2 separate regions of the Homo sapiens genome follow, and region 2 is linked to region 1. The links are chromatin loops, found by intact Hi-C in ENCODE. Cell type or tissue: natural killer cell. All regions are shown on one strand. Each heading gives the region's core, and the rest is flanking DNA. Links, peaks and the distances in the headings are about the cores only. Region 1 has its middle 61 kb from the start of LINC02539. Region 2 has its middle 17 kb from the start of LINC02865.

The links. A loop is a pair of places that touch in the nucleus more often than their neighbours do. Peaks named below come from ENCODE experiments on the same cell type or tissue, not always from the same donor. Only the 100,000 strongest peaks of a DNase experiment are listed, where the experiment ranks them.
Region 2: a loop joins it to region 1, with 2.4 times the contacts of the local background. A loop is called at or near these places in 3 of 110 quality-filtered maps.

The regions. Positions count from the first base shown.
Region 1 is chr6:137,798,965-137,801,779 of GRCh38, forward strand. No RefSeq gene overlaps it. Among named protein-coding and RNA genes, the nearest start is that of LINC02539, 61 kb to the left of the region's middle. In natural killer cell, for the core only: a CTCF peak has its summit at 1,165; a DNase peak (open chromatin) is centred at 1,197.
Region 2 is chr6:137,926,833-137,929,647 of GRCh38, forward strand. No RefSeq gene overlaps it. Among named protein-coding and RNA genes, the nearest start is that of LINC02865, 17 kb to the right of the region's middle. RefSeq lists enhancers at 1-47, 893-1,132. In natural killer cell, for the core only: no CTCF peak of the experiment used is centred there; DNase peaks (open chromatin) are centred at 1,129 and 1,629; H3K27ac peaks cover 819 bases.

The sequences.
Region 1 (2,815 bases), core at 175-2,674:
AACAGTAAAGTCACAAAGAAAAAACCACAAAAATGAAAACATGGGCAACTAAGGAGGCAGAAGGACTTTTGTTTACAGGATGAGAGCTGAAACAAAAAGGCAGAGCCTCACCTGGTGCGACCTCAACTGGAAAAGTGCATGAGTGACTCAAATTTTTTACCACATCATGCATGTCTATGAATGATACAAAAGCACAAGTTTTGATTTGGGGGTTAGAAATAAATTTTAGCAAATAGGCAAATCTACAAATAATGAGGATCAACTGTATATTTTTTGGATACATTGAGAGGATCACCCAGGAGACGGGCTGCCATAAATGCCCATTTGGATGGTAGGGAGAGGATTACAGTGAAGACAGGCCCACACCCACATGTGATCATCAGGTGCTTAAGAGGGTGGAAGGACATGAGCAGACAGAAAGAGCTAGCTGGCAAGCTAGCTGGCAATCTGGAGCTTCCCTTCATTCTCTTGCCCCACTGGATGCTGAGATGAAAGCCAGAGGACTTGCCACAGGGTCTGGATGCTGAGATGAAAGCCAGAGGACTTGCCACAGGGTCTGCTGAGACAAAGCAAGGTGACCCCACAGCACAGGATGGACAGCCAAGCCAAGGGATGGAGGCAGCAGAAACCCAAAGGGCTAGAGCTCATTTGAGTTGAAGAGAAGCAGAGATCAGGAAATGAGTGTCGAGTTCTTTTTAAGAACATTGCTGGAGCTGGAGACCACCAGCTGCAGGTTTCAGCCCTGAAGAGCAACAGGGCAGCAGCTCTGGACAAGGGGCTGGCTGCTACAGATACACGGATTCCTGTCAGCGCAACCTGTGAACTGTCATGAGCCCAGGGCCTATCCATATCCCGTCAGCACAACATGGAACCAGCAAGTCACGTTCTTTTCCATGCTTTCACCTAGACCTCACTATCTCAACTAGGTTGAACTGGTGGAAGCTTGGGAGGGCCAATTTAGTTAAACAAAAGATAAAGAAATCCCCTTTTCTCTACATCTCAGCTGTACTATGAACTGACATATGTGATCCAGTTACATAATGTTTTTAATTGGCTATCCTCTTAATGGTGGTCATAATCTAGGGAGGAAATTAGATGCTTCCTGATTCATCATAATAAGACAATTTATGATGAGAGCTTCAAGTGTTCATTAAGTTGGTTTGTTTTATCCAGGGGGCAGCAGTGAGCTTTGGCAATGCTATCAGCAAAGAAAGACACTGAATTGGTGCTCAGGACAGTGAGTGCTACTCAGAATGTCTTGGGAAGGCTGTTACAGTACTTTCAGGTGTATTTCTTATGGTTTTCAGGGCTGACTGAAAAAGGCTAATCTGTCAGGTTCGCAGCACCACAGCCCTGCCCTGCCATCTTCCTTTCTCCTTCCCCAACACTTTATACCTCCACATCCCCTCCTGATTCCAAGACGCCTGGCCTTGGCCGTCTCCTATAACTGATGCTCTCAGCAGTAGTGGTAGTAGAGATGACTTCCCTTTTGGTCTACTCACTCCCTTAATTGTCCAGCAATTCTTCATGTTGGTGATGTTGTTCTTAAGATTTGAAATATGCTGATGATTTTCCATTGCCACCCCTGCCTGCCCTTCTCTGCCCTGTTTAGTGCCCAGAGAAACTGCCCCTTGGAATTGCTCATTCAGGCTCCCTTGTTGGCTGGCTTCCATTTGGGTTCTACCACTGTAGGTGCCTGGCCTGTTTGACCCTCCCTGTTTTTATGCACCCTCCCTGTCTCTGGCACCTGCTGCATCCCTTTTTGGCTACAGCCCTTGTTGGGGGCCTGTCCTCATCAGCCCCATTGCTTAATGGAATTTAGTGACACTATTACATTCCCCTTGTTCCTTCAGCCCTATGGACGGTGATGATTTCCAGCTATTGCCAGTCTCTGAATGCTTTAACAACCCCTATTGTTTCCTTTAAACCTACCCACATGCTCATAATTTCTTCACTGAAATTCTTTATTCAGTCACAGGAGTTGGAGTCTGCTTCCTGCTGCAACCCTTCCTGATCCTTTAAGTTAATCTCTAACTTGCTATTGGTGATGCTTCCTTTAAGCCTTGAGTTTTTCATAGTTCAGCCCACAAACATCTTGCTTTCAGAATTGTCGTAGGTGCTTGCTAAAAATGCAATTTCCTGGGACCCATCTTTCTAATCAGAATCTCTAAGAGAGCCCAGTGGTGATGAGTGCATCTCCATCTTAACACGCTCCTGAAGCTGAAGGACCTGATATGAGGCTCACCACTGCTGGGAGTCAGCTAGTGCCTGAGAGCGTGTTCTTGGGAATGTCAGTAGCCTTCCAGAGCCCTCTGATCTCTGATAAAGCCCGTCTTTATTCATTAAGATTAATTACATGCATTTCAAGTGATTTAAACTTCTAAGAGAAAAAGGTATCTGTAAATAAGATATTTTTGAGCCAAACCCACCAAGTGTTTGGAGCCCTGCTGAACACGAATCTCAGTCTGCCTTCTTGGGAACACCAAAAGCGTGAATATCAAAGGGGAGGTGAAAGTTCAGGCCAGTGTACTCAGGTTTGAAATGGTCTCTTTTAGAAAGCCACTCCTGTTCCTCCAGCACTCACTCTTTGGGATCCTTACAGAATTCAGAACTGCAGGAAACAACCGCCTAGTTATTCTCGACTTCCATTTATTAACTTTACAGAAGGGAAACTGAGCAAAAGGCTGCCCAGAGGCTCACTCTGAGGTTTCTGGAGGTCAAAGTCTAGGCCCAGATGTGCTGGAGCTTCTGCTCAGGGTCTCATACAACTGAAATAAAGGTGTCAGCCAGGCTGCATTCCTTTCTGGAGATCAGC
Region 2 (2,815 bases), core at 6-2,505, 130 kb after region 1:
GGAGATATTTTGAAGTAATGTGATGCAAAGCTACTACCACTGATTACAGAGTTTGACATCACTGCTCCAAGGTAGGAAACAGGAGATCAGTAGGAATTCTTTACCTTCCTTCCACTTTTCAAATGGAGGCGAAGAATTAGCTTCTATGAATCCTTTAGCAACTCATAGCAAGAAAGAGCTTTTCTCCTTGTCCTGGTCCAAATTAGCCACAGGCTGGAGTTATTGAGAGGAACAGCACATTGAAGTTGCACAGAAAGTTGTTTTCAGGGAGGACAGAAAAAAATGGAAACTGAATTGGGCAGACCATGTGCCTCCCTAAATCCAAAATTAAATCCACGATACATAATCTGCCTGCCTTCTCACATTGCACTGTGCTGGGTGGCCAAACATACCAAGGGGCTCCTGCTGAACTGGAAGCGGGCTGTCATCTTAGCCTCCATGAAAAGCTCATCTTTGAAAACTCATCTTTCCTTACGGGACTACTACATTTTACAAGGATTTTTTTTCTTCTAAATGCAATACATTGATGTTTACTTTTTAAACAAAAATGCTCATTATTGAATTTTTTTAGTTGATTCTACTTTTGCAGTTTGTGTAATTGACATCCTAGGTGACATGGAGATTCCTGTGGCTGCCTGACTCCAGGCAGTGGCTCCCAGAAGCTAGCAAGCAGAGCACACTGCCCAGAGTTGGGATATCAATACCCTTTGTGAAAACCACAAAATAGGCAATTTGAAAAGTAGAGAGAACTCTGAAGAGGAAAAAAGGTCCCTTGCCATTTTACTACTTTCAGCATTTTAATTAAAATGTATTTTTGTCAATGCAATGGTTGTTTCAGACATTTTAAGAAAACATCTTGATTCCAAACCCCGGGGTAAATTAAGTCAATAAACTTTTGAAGACTTGTGCCATGCTGCAGATGGACTTTAAAAGCCACTGGGGGGTGGGGAGAATGGGGGTTTCTAAATATAATAAACTTCCCAAAAAGGCAATTTCAAGCCTAACTGAAGTCATACTATTTTTGAAAGTGGAAATCCCCCTTTTCACCACACAACCCCGTGGTCGAGCCATCTAAGAATTCAGCTTCTGTGCCAGTGATAGGACAAAGCTCATCCTCTGCCGAATGCCACAGTCACTCCTCTTCCTTCCTGCCACCCACAGGGTCAGCAACAAGCACTATCAGTTAAACGTGACACCTGGTGTCTGCGGGCTGCCTCCGGTGGGAGCCAAATCCCACGTGTTGGTGTGGTTCCCACTTAAATAGATGTTTTCCTTTGAATCGTTTCTTTTCAACCTTGATTTCAGTTCTGTGCTAGTTTCTGGACTTTTGCCAGCACTTCTTCATAAAACAGCTTGTATTTGCTTTGAAAAACAAGAAAGGTTTGCATTTTGGAAAATATACTTCATACTTCATACTTCTAACCTTTACCATGGCCTGAAGGAAAAATGTAGCAGTTTCTTTCTGTAAATTTTAAATATAGGAAAGATAGCGGTCACTTTATAAAGAAAGCCAAACTTGTCCACATCCTTACACTCTTCCTCAAAGTTCATTTCCACATTCAATTTGGGTCGGGCTTTGTTTAGAGTGCCAATGAGCCTGCCTGGGCCACTTCTGCATTCTTGATGTTTGCAGCATTCACTGCAGAAACTGGCATTAAGACAGGCCTCTGCCACCCACAGCAATGCTCCTGCCACCTCCCTCCACTGTGCAGCCCCAAAGTGACAGAGGCTGAGGATCCCCAGCAAAGCAAACTGCTTCTGTCATCTGCTTTCAGGCAATTTTGAGGCACCTTTTCTTGGCTTATTTCCACTGCTAAGCCCTGACACAATATAATATTTCAAAAGCCCCTAAGTGCTGACAGAATACTCAAAATCACATTTTACAAAACCAAAGACAGAGGCCTCCCGCTGCTTATTAATGCCCATCATGATAATTCCTTACTTTGTCATAGTCTATGTATTTGTGTTGTTGTTAGTTTGTGTTGTTGATTTGTTCAGCCAAGGATCAAGCAACAGAGTGCAAGTGAGGCCACCCAGCGAGGGGGAGAAGGTGCAGCCTCTCAATCTACAGTGTACTTCTAAACATTCACTTTTTTTCTGATTATATAGGTAATTCACGTTTACGTGAGAAATTTTGGGGAAATTTGCAGAACATTAAGAAAAAAAAATTATTGCTCTAGATCATCTCCCCAAAATTGCACCTCAATATTTTGGGAAATATTCTTCTAGCATTTTTTTCTATGCCTTTAAATATTCATCACCACCACCCCCTGCCCCTCTCCTACCCCACTCCTCCAGTTGGGATCATGTTAAACATACTGTTTCATAACAGTATGTCTAGCACACTGTTATGGTGTAGTGTAATTAGTTTTCTGTCATTTAATTTGATCCATCTTTTGTTTCATTTGTTATTATAAAAACCCAGAGTAATAGCCAGAGCAGATGTTATTAGCCCCATTTCACAGATTAAGAAAATGATCACACCTGTAATCTCAGCACTTTGGGAGGCCAAGGCAGGCAGATCAAGAGGTCAAGAGATCGAGATCATCCTGGCCAACATGGTGAAACCCCATCTCTATCAAAAATACAAAAATTAGCTGGGCATGGTGGCACATGCCTGTAGTCCCAGCTACTCGGGAGGCTGAGACAAGAGAATTGCTTGAACTTGGGACGCAGAGGTTGCAGTGACCCAAGATTGCACCACTGCGCTCCAGCCTGGCGACAGACTGTGACTCCATCTCAAAAAGAAAAAAAGAAAAAAAAGAAAATGAGACACAGAAGTGCCTATACTAAAGTCATAGCATGGTTAAGCTTA